2 separate regions of the Homo sapiens genome follow, and region 2 is linked to region 1. A link is a contact called in ENCODE Hi-C data. All regions are on one chromosome and are shown on one strand. Each heading gives the region's core, a stretch centred on a gene start or an enhancer-like site at or near the end of the contact. The rest is flanking DNA. Distances are from core to core; before and after follow the strand shown.

Region 1 (5,819 bases), core at 2,275-4,774:
TCCCAAAAAACCCATACTCATAGCAATCACTCAATCTCCCACTCTCAGTCCTAGGAAATCTCTAATCTACCTCCTGCCTCTATAGATTGTCCTAGTCTGGATTTTTGATATACAGTCAGGTGTCACTTAACAATGGCAATACTTTCTGAGAAATGTGTTGTTATGAAGTTTTATTGTTGTGTAACATCATAGTGTGTACTTATACTAACCTAGATGGTATGGCCTACTACATACCTGCGATATATAGTATAGTTTGTTGCTCTTAGGCTACAAATCTGTACAACATGTGACTGTAGTGAGTACTGTAAGCAATTGTTACACAAAAGTATTTATGTATCTAAACATATGTAAACATAGAAGAAGTACCTGTGTTAGGCTGTTCTTGCATTGCTCTAAAGAAGTACCTGAGGCTGAGTAATTTATAAATAAAAGAGGTTCCTTTGTCTCATGTTTCTGCAGCCAGCACAGGAAACATAGCTCTGGCATCTACTTGATTTCTGGGGAGGTCTCAAGGAGATTTTACTCGTGGCAGAAGGCAAAGCAGGAGCAGGTATGCCACATGGCCAGAACAGGAGCAAGAGAGAGAAGTGGGGAGGTGCCACACACTTAAACAACCAGATCTTGTGAGAACTCACTCACTATCACAAGGAGAGCACCAAGCCATGAGGGATCCACTCCAAGGACCCAAACACTTCCCACTGGGCCCCATCTCCAACACTGGGTATTACATTTCAACATGAGATTTGGTGGGGATATATATATATATACACAAACTATATTGGAGCTGTAAAAATATGGTATGGTAATCTTATGGGACTACTGTTGTGTATACAGTCTGTCATTGACCAAAACATCAGCAGCACATGACTGTAAATCAAATGAAACAATATGTGGACTTTGGTGGCTGGCTTCTTTTAGTTAGCATGTTTTCAAAGTTCATCCATGTTGTAGTATGCATCAGTACTTCATTCTTTTTCAGTGTGAATAAGATGTTCAGTGTGAATGAACAATGTTCCATTGTTTGGAGATACCATATTTTATTTATCCATTCATCATAATGAATATTGAATCTTCATTGATGGGCATTTCAGTTGTTTTCTCTTTTTTGCTGTTTTGGACACTCACATACAAAGTTTTGGGTGAACGTATGCTTACCTTTCTCTTGGGTATATACCTAGTAATGGAATTGCTGGATCATATGGCAACTCTATTTTTAAACTTCGGAGGAACTGCTAGACTGTTTTCCAAAGCAGCTGCACCATTTTACATTCTTCCTTGATCTGCAGGTGGGAATATCTCTATAACCATTTGAGTGCATTATATGACTGATTTACATATAAACATAAAGCACTGATTTGCAAGATACAATTGGCAACCACACTATTTGTTGTATTTCGGTTACCAAAAAAACACATCTTCTATCAGTCTATACCAGTGGCTGTCAGCCAGAGGTAATCTTTCCCCCAGAGGCAGTTTGCAATGTCTGGAGACATTTTCGGTTGTGAGGTGTGTGTGTGTATGTGTGTGTATGTGTGTGTGTGTATGTGTGTGTGTTACTAGTGTCTAGTAGATGGAGTCCAGGGATGCTGTTATATATCTTACAATGCATAAGACAGCCCCCGACAACAACAATAAAAAGACTTATCTAGCCCAAAATGTCAATAGTGCTGAGGCTGAGAAAACATGATGTCAACTCAGAGTCCTCAAATTCACAATGCTTCTTTTTACAAGTACACCACTTTCCTAGTATTTATTATGTGCTTTAAAGGAGTCATGCCTGGGCATTTTCTGATTGGAATGCATATAATCTTATTATAGGAAATGTTTAAAATCTTTTATATCATAGTTAGGAAATTATGTAGATTGTATAAAATATATAGATTATACTAGCTTTGAGCTTCATTTCTGGATAATACAATTGCTAGAACAGGAATCAATGGCTTGGATCCCTCAGGTTCAACACTGGGAGCTGGGATGGGTGCAGCTTCCTCAGAGACCATTGAGCCTCCAGGGGAGGGATGGATGCTGGAGGGAAACTGGGGCTCTGTGAGGGAGGAGGAAGAGGAGAATGCTGCACAGACAGTAAACAGGGTCTACTATAATTCCTAGTGTTTGCAAAGATCCAGATTTAGCTCCTGGGGAAGCCTAACTGTATTTCCTACCTTGTTACTTTATAATCTTCTTTCTTTTGTAGCTTCAACTCATTTCAGTAGATTATGTTATTTGCAACCAAAAAGATCCAGAAGTAAAACAAAGGCAGGTGGGAAGATAATGTAAGTGAAGGAAAAAATAGTTTGATATCCTCGTAAGTTTAAAGAAGGACTGTTATAGATATGAATTAAAATTGTCTTGCCTGTTGCCTTTTATCAGCAGATGTGGCTATGGGGCTTATCCGTTTACAAATTTGAAAAAGATGGAGAAAACTTAGGCTTCATATTGAAGATGCTGCAGAGTTTGCATGTGGGCAACAAAGGCTTCACAACAAACGAGGTGTCATGGGAAAAATAAGAGCTGAAAACGTTTCCTGCCTCTGGGAAGTTGGTGCTATGAAAGTTTCCTCTGCTAAGTAATCAAGTAGCACATTTCTCTACTGGTCTGTGAAGAAGAAGGCAGTACTATGGCTGACGAGTTAAACTTTTCTTTGCAGCTTCGAACCTCACTGTGCGTGAGAATCTCAGCATATGTGTCCAAGCCTACCTCTGCATGTTTGGGTTTAAATCAGATTCCTGGATACTGCTCTAAGGGATGACAGTCTTAGTAGGTCCTGTGGGTGCCTGGGAATCTGCATTTTAAACAAATGCTTCCTCCTCATCCTTTATTCCCCTCTCCTCTTCATGATTTTGATCCAGGCTTTGAGAATTTTGCTTTAGATGTAATGATTCTTGTCTTTTTCATGACTGAGGCAAGAGTTGGGAAAGACAGTGCTGCCAGCTTGTCGTGCTGCAGTGAGCTTACTCAGATCCGTTTGTCAGCTCAGCTTTCTGACTGCTTAGAGAGCCAGAGAAGCTGGCTCTTCTGGGAATGGCTGACATTCCCGCGACAATGGAATTTCCTTTGCTGCAGAAGATGTGGCTTGCATCACGCTGTGCACAGATTTTGTTGCTACTCAGTAAGATTTCCCTGAAGTGGCCTCAATTGAGTGATGGCTAGGAATGGGGCTTGCAGGCCCTGAGAGCACACTGATTGCAGTGTGAACATCATGCAGGGTTTTGCAATGCAGAGGAAAATGGTGTTGGGCCAGTGATCATGTCGGCTGCCTTATGAAATGTACTTCTTGTGCCCTCGCAGAGGAGTTACTCTTGATACTGACCAGGGTTAGCGGAAGTGATGAATGTATTTATATGTGTATATAACCCCTGATGGGTTGAAGTTTCTGTGTTTTCAATGGACTTTGATGTGGAGGAGAAAATACATTTCAAGAAGAAATCCCTGTAGGAGAGAAGCCTGGGTGCCTTCCCCCTCCCCCAAAGGCATTCTGATCCAGATAGAAAGCAGGCCCTGAGGATATAAAAATTTGAAGTGCTGTGGAAAACAGTAATTTCAGCTGGGACTGCTGGTGGGTGTGGAGAGATGACTCAGATTCATGAAAGAGAATCAAAGACATCCTGGAAAGAAGAAATGTGTTTGGTAGCATATGGCTGTTTTGCCTTTTTCTTTCTGGGAATGGGGGAGCTTTGAGAAGGAATACAGGGCATATACTAGTGTTAGGGAGGACTAGGGAGCTAGATGTCACCTGCCAAGGCCAGAGGTGTCCTTAGAAAGAACAATAGGCCATCTTGGTGACAGAAATGGTACTAGTGCTTCCTGGATAGCAAATACCAGGAACTCTGTAGCACTGCTCTCCTCACCCTTCCCCATAACTGACATTGCCAGTGGATCACAGTGCCCTTTTTCACTTGAGGCAGTCATTAGCAACACGTCAGAGTTAGCACTCCAGATGAGATTGAAGATACTTAAGCATTCCACCGAAGAAGATCAGAGAGAACTTCTCAGACCAGATGAAATGTAGAAACAAGACAAATATCACAGAATGGTTCCAAAGCTTCAAAATATCTTGGGGGATTCTCTGATTCCTTTCTAAGGACTGTGAGAAACCTAAGATAATTTATATCAATGACAATAAAAGCAGCTATTATTTGTCAAACACTTTCAATATGCAGGCACTGAGCTATTTTTGTGTCATTTAATCCTCATAGCAGTGTTGTGAGGGGCTGACATTCCTATTTTACAGGTGAAGAAACTGAGCTCAGAGAGGTTGATTGACTTTCTCAGGGTCACACAGCTGATAGGTTGTAGCCTACTGTCATTACTATATTTTACTCCCCCTGCAGTTACCCTTTTATCTCATTCCTCATATTCTCCCTCCAATGTTTATCTTATATTTAGAGTTTACCTGTCACCTATAGTCAGGTAGTGTTTCCTACACTCAAAAGGGTGCAAAACTGCATGGGTGCATGCACACAAATACACACACACATCCTCTAAGGGTAGCTAAGGCATCCCTCCCCTGTACTCCCACAGTACCTTATGATTACTCCAATCAAAGCACGTATCACTCTGTTTTTAATTCCCTTATTACTTATTTCCCCCATAAGACTGAAATCATTTAACACAGGGACTTTTTTTTTTTGAGACAGAGTCTTGCTCTGTCGCCCAGACTGGGGTGCAGTGGCGCAATCTCGGCTCACTGCAAGCTCCACCTCGCGGGTTCACGCCATTCTCCTGCCTCAGCCTCCCCAGTAGCTGGGACTACGGGCGCCCGCCACCACGCCCTGCTAATTTTTTTTGAATTTTTAGTAGAGACGGGGTTTCATCATGTTAGCCAGGATGGTCTCGATCTCCTGACCTCGTGATCCACCTGCCTCGGCCTCCCAAAGTGCTGGGATTACAGGCGTGAGCCACCGCGCCCGGCAACACAGGGACTTTCTTGTTTATTTTCTGTACGCTTTCGATAACTAAATTATTAAGATTCCAAGTTGTTCCATAACTTGGCAGAATACTATCTTGGTATCTTGAATGTGGTATCTCGTATTCAATGAGCAACCATATACGTGTTGCTCATTGAGTATTCTGACACCTTTTTTTCAATAAACTTCTGTATAGAAACACTGTGTGAACAGTACTTGCCAGTTGGTATTTTGAGCCCTCAAATTGGTGAGATTTTTGTAGGATAGGATAAAAGCTCTAAGTGAAATGCTATGATTCTTTCTTTCCCCAAAGAGTATGAGGCTCTTTGAGCAAAACACATGTGTATATGCATACTTCTGTCTATATACATTTTAATAATAACAATAGCTGTCATTGACAACTATTAATTGACAACTTAATATGTTATAGGCCTGTGCTAAGACCCCAAGTAACATTCTCTCATTTGTCTTTTGCCTTAGGATATGTTTTGAGCATAATTTTCCAGAAGAGAAAATTGAGGCTCAGAGAAGTTAGGAAATCTGCCTGAGGCCACACAGCCAGGAAATGACTGAGCTAATATTCTGACCTAAAACGTTTACCTACACAGTGTCAGTCTTAAGCAGGCATTTAGAATCCAGAGGGCTTGGGCTCAAGATTATCTCTCTCAGTCTGGTGAATGCAAGGTAATGCAAAGGATTAGCCCCAGTCAGACTTCTGACCAGCTCCCTGAGGTTTGTTTATCCTCTGAATTACCTGTGCGAAGATTTCTGCCATCGCCATCTCCCCTTTCTCTGCTTGTGGAGAGTGGGCTCAGGAGTGAGGGGAAGCATGCAGAAATTGTTAGTTGACACCTCGCCCTGGTCATTCCCATGACTTATGAGTGCACATCAGACACACAGTTGCCAAACACT
Region 2 (5,529 bases), core at 1,384-3,883, 59 kb after region 1:
TATGTTGTTATGCTAAACTCAGCTAAAAATTACACAAAGAATCATCTAACCAGAAAGCAGCTAAGCAATTGCTTACAATGGTTTGGTTGTTATATCATACTCCTTTGATTCATTTTTATTTTTGCTTTCAAGTTTCATTCTAACAAACCATTTAGTGGAGCTGCAGAGTAGAGTTTATTTATTCCGCATGAGATAGCAGGACATTGTAATCACATATGATTTTTTAATATATAAATGTGTCAGATGTCCGGAAGAAACACACTCCCAGGGTAAAATTGCTCTACACCCACTTCTCTGTTAAATAAGACTATTTACTGATAGATAGTGGATTTCAAAAACATTCCCTTTCCCATTTAACAGTGCATAACATTCAGGAAGTCAAATATTTCTTTCTTATATAATAATAAATGCCTGTTAGGATTCATTTTTTTTGTTTCATGTTTCTTATCAGTGTCAATTGTAATCAATTACCTGTAGAAAAAGATGGAAGTTCTAATGTATTATATGATGACACACAGTAGATACAGTCTTTCTATTTAGAATTGAACAAAACCCCTGTGTTAGTATTTTGTGAGTACCAAGGGAAGGCTCTGGAGATAGACCTTAAATGAATAAAGCATTTTTTTAGCCTCCTTTCTTAAATACTTTAACTTTTAGAAATAACACTGGATAGCCAATGAAAACACTTCTTTGATAAAAGCTAAGAATTTAAGATAAAAAACAGCTGGGCAGGTTTTTTCTATACAAAAGGAAACAACTTTGAACTACATAGACAATGTCATTTAAACCCAAACAGATGTGGTTTAATCTTGTTTTTGATCCTCTGGTAGATTTTTCTCAAAATGCCTGCATATGCATAGAAATGATGACTTTCAGATGTTCGAACATAATTTGTCTCTGTTAGAATATCACCTTGGTACATAGATCATGTACACCAAATACTCCAAGGCTTTGAACAGGGACAGCAGGGTACCAGAGAGAATTTATGCTGGTCTTTTGGTTTAGCCTAATGAGTCTGTAAGAAACTAAAGGGGAAGAAGAAAGCAATGGTGTCCACGTAATGTCATTTTCAAAACAAGAAAGTCACATGTGTTCTCCACGACTTCAGTAAATCATGGTGATAGTTTCAGATCCTCGCATTTAGAAATGCTTTTAAGATGAATCATATCACATGAACGCTCTAAAAATAATACACATGGTGGATTTATGCACCCTTCTGTGTCTCCGTTGATTATTATCCACTCATCCTACAATATCCTCTTGCACTGGAGCTTTCCCATCCTAACACCAGGAGAAGGAATCACTGGAGCGAAACGATTTTAAAACAAGAAATGTCATCAGTCAGACTGTGAAGCCACCTACTAAAATATACTCAAATCCACTTTCAACTTCAAAGCCTATTAGAGTTGTTACCTCAGGCAGCAGCCAAAAGGTTGAAGGAAGAGTTGTGCAGATAGAAATTTTTTTTTTTTTTTTTTTTTTGAGACGGAGTCTCGCTCTGTCGCCCAGGCCGGACTGCGGACTGCAGTGGCGCGATCTCGGCTCACTGCAAGCTCCGCTTCCCGGGTTCACGCCATTCTCCTGCCTCAGCCTCCCGAGTAGCTGGGACTACAGGCGCCCGCCACCGCGCCCGGCTAATTTTTTGTAATTTTAGTAGAGACGGGGTTTCACCTTGTTAGCCAGGATGGTCTTGATCTCCTGACCTCATGATCCACCCGCCTCGGCCTCCCAAAGCAGATAGAAATTTTATACAGATTTTTCCTTTCCTTCTCTCCCCTCTCCCTACCTGAATTAATATTATGGTGAATGGCAGGGAAAGCATCTAATGGAACAACATGTGGAGAGGCTTATGATCACTAATAGGAATCAAAAGGAAAGAGAACTCTAGGACAGAGGACACTGGTAATTAAAGCTCAGACCATCAAATGACCATGGGGAGGTCCATGGACAGCATTGTTCCAATTTAGCTTTTCCTTCAAGGTACCCTGTCTTTAGTTTCTATAATTTTCTCCATGGTTGTAGCCCTTGAGAATATGTAAAAGCCCACATCTGGAGTGGGAGGAAATTAGATGCATATATTTGTTGGCAAAATTTTGAAAAAGAAGTGTGTGTGTGCTGGGGATCTGTAGGGGGAATGAATAAGAGGAGAGATGGGGGTGAGGTAGACTGAGGGTGGTGGTGGTGGATTTGTGCTTGAATCATTGAGAAACCAGCCTAATGGCTCCAATCAAAACACTAAAGAAGGATCCAATTCATAAGTGGTCAAACATTTTCTAGAACTCTGTTGGCTCTCTAGCAACAAACTATTGTTCTGTGAAATGTCTCACCTCATCAAAACCCCCCTCAGGCCATACATGTAATGTGAGTTCATCCCTCGCCACAATCTAATCTACAACAATAATCTGGCATTATATGTGAATGCTTATTATTTTAGAAATGCAGATTTGTTTATATGGTTGGAGTCTCTAAGTCCTCTGCACTATCCATTTGTGCTGTCTGTCTGGATGTGTTTCCTGATCTTTGTGTGAGGAAGTTGCCCCTGCTCAACATGACTCAAAAAGAAAATAGTAGACTCATTGGAGTTTTGTCATGATGTGCCAGGGGCATCATGAATGATGTCTCCCACTAAGAATGACAGCAGCTGCCAAAGGATGCAGAAGGCAGGCACTGGCCCAATTACAGAGCAGTGAGTCAGTTTCAGGAGGCTGTGTAGAAATCCAACTGATTCCTGAGGCAGTGAGGAAGGGGGAAGAGCCTGAAGAAGTTACAGGGAGAAGCAGAGGATGCTGCCTTCATTGGAGGATGCTTGGGTCCTGAGCAAAGGAGGAGAGGAACTAAAGGCCATAGCACTCCTTTTGGTGAATGGTTTGGAAAGGGGAAAGAGTGAAAGGGGAATGACAGTGTTACATGGGACACATTAGAAGGCAGCTGAGAAAGGTGGAGAAAATTCCTGAGATTAGGGAGCCACGGAGCTGACTTCTAGCACTGGACATCTCATTGTGTGACTCAGACAAATTATTTCTACTTTTCTTGTGGATCTTGTGTAAAATAAAATGGTCTGATGTCTTCTAAAGCTCCTTCCAACTAGAAAATGATCTGAGCATAACAGTCTTATATGACACTGCTTCTGAGTCTATAAATGCACATATTTAACTCAGACTATTTCAACTGAATGCCTGGCAGAAAGAGGAGGAGTAGGTGGAGTGGAAAGGGGAAGAGAGAGAGCCCAAGACCAAGACAGAATAAACACATAAATGAAGCAGTGATGATAATTCTGGCCCATCTTCACATCTATGGAGTGACTTAGCCAGAGTGACTTAGAAGACACATGATTCTTCACCCCTCACATTTGGTCTTGGCACCTACTGTATGAGCATCTCACCCCCTTGAAAAACACTCTGGTGTTTAAACATATTACTATTAGTATTATAGTGCTTTAATTATTTATTACTATTTTTGGTACAGCATAGTCTCGAACACAAGTCAAATACTCCATTGGGTATTCAACCAAATAATCACTAAATCTATTGTGAAGCAGGAAGAAAACCTGTTTGGGTTAGGTTTAGAGAAAAATGGCACATTGATCTTTGATGTAATGTCTTCCTAAATAATCTTCAATGACAATTCATAATATATGTGATTTTTTTCTTATCCCATGTGCTGACTCCAGAGTTGTAGAATGCTACACCTACTTCCTTTTGCTGTTGTGGGAATCTCTGTTGTAACTTAGGGAGTGGATTAAAGAGATCCACTAAGCCATGAAGAACTGGATGAGATCATAGTCATCATTCTTAAGAGTCTCTGTGGAAAAGTGATGACAATAACAAAAATAACTAATTTGTGCCAAGGGCCTTTGTGCCATGTACCATGTGGAACATTTTACACATATTCTCATCTTTTCCACAACAATCTCATGGTTCACTCAACAACTAACTTACTTTATTGCCTACCTACTACATGACAGAAACTCTCCTGGCCTCCAGGGAGATAGCAGCAAACAAAACAAAATAAAGTTTCTGTACTTATGATGTCAAATTCTGATGAGAGAGAGATGATAAACAACTAAGTATATACAATGTAAGTGATGATAAGCCCTATGGAGAAAAAATGAAGCAGGATAAGGATAGAGAAGGCCAGAGGGAGGCTCACATCTATAATCCCAGCACTTTGGGAGGTTGAAGCAGGAGGATCGCTTGAACCCAGGAGTTCGAAACCAGCCTGGGCAACACAGCAAGACCCCATCTCTACAAAAAATTTAAAAAAATTAGCTGGACATGGTAGGATACACCTATAGTCCCTCCTACTTAGGAGGCTGCCTTGGAAAGATTGCTTGAGCCAGGGAGGTTGTGGCTGTAGTGAACTGTGATCACACCACTGGACTCCAGCCTGTGTGGCAGAGCAAGACCTGTCTCAAAAACGTTTATATACAAAAAACATTAAAAATATGATATATATAACTATATAAAAAAGAGAGAGAATGCCAGAAGGAAAGGTGGGTGCAATTTAAATAGGGTGGACAGGGAGGTCTCTCTGGTAAGGTCATAGAAACAAGGGAATGAGTCCTATGCCCAGGCCAAGAAAGCACTGGGATTGCCCTGTCTGCAGATGGGGAAACCAAGCTCCCAAAGGCTCTTATTTAATAAAAGATGACGATCTCACTACATCTCAACACAGCCTCTGCTTCACATATATCCAGATACAGGTCAGAAGAGGGCTGTGACTATACGAGATTAGCAAGTCCGGTTGAAACACGCAACTCCACAAGTCTCCTAACACCATTGCTTTGTCTGTGTAAAGCTTGATCTTGTTAATTTCTTCCTATTACACTGAATTAACAGAATGGCAAGTTGCACTGGTGTTACATAGAAAAGATATGTTTTCCTGATTGTTTTCTCCCCTTTTCTTACTCAATCCAGGAACAAAGAGTCAATGCAGCATGGTTTCAGACATGCTCACAGAGGGTCAGGAGACTCCTCAAAGAGGCTGCAGGGACTTCTTTGTCAGATGACAGTGATGTTCAGTGGTCAGAGCTCCAGGCTGACAACCCCGGCTTTAACCACAGCATCAGTGACTCTGTATTATACACTGTGGCTCTGAAAATGAGATTTCTGGGACCTGCACAAAGGTTGAAAATAGTGTGCATGCTATGGCTCCTTGTGAAGAGTAAATAAAGATGTTCTTTGAGTCATCTTTAAAAAACTGGCTTTAAATGCAAAATTTCCTTAAAAGTTTCCAGTGGAATAAAAATCATAGATGGTAGCTTGTATGTTTTGAAAAATAAATGAGTGCGGGTATGGTACTGGGTGAGAAAGGATTTTAGGCAATTCTAATCAAAGATTTGAAGAAACAATGAAAGATCAATGCCTGACTATGCTTTTCTCTCTTATCTTTTCTGATGGATGTAATGGATATGACACACTCTATTTAAATACACAAACACAGGTACTTATCTATAGCCTAGAGGTTTACAGTTTTTTTTAAGGTCGTTTTTTTTTTTTTTTTAATATAAACATTGAATGAGGAGGGACT

What was found. A loop is a pair of places that touch in the nucleus more often than their neighbours do. Pooled maps may share reads with other maps.
Region 2: a loop to region 1 is called in a map of gastrocnemius medialis, with 2.1 times the contacts of the local background. The contact joins two enhancer-like sites. A Hi-C loop is called at or near these places in 3 of 168 maps with a recorded cell type or tissue (aorta, ascending aorta and gastrocnemius medialis) and 3 of 50 pooled maps.

The regions. Positions count from the first base shown.
Region 1 is chr3:73,724,192-73,730,010 of GRCh38, forward strand. No RefSeq gene overlaps it. Among named protein-coding and RNA genes, the nearest start is that of LINC02005, 82 kb to the right of the region's middle. Within about 2 kb of position 3,525, at least 6 of the 41 ENCODE cell types and tissues checked have a DNase peak (open chromatin) inside an H3K27ac peak, as active enhancers do.
Region 2 is chr3:73,784,043-73,789,571 of GRCh38, forward strand. No RefSeq gene overlaps it. Among named protein-coding and RNA genes, the nearest start is that of LINC02005, 22 kb to the right of the region's middle. Within about 2 kb of position 2,634, at least 3 of the 41 ENCODE cell types and tissues checked have a DNase peak (open chromatin) inside an H3K27ac peak, as active enhancers do.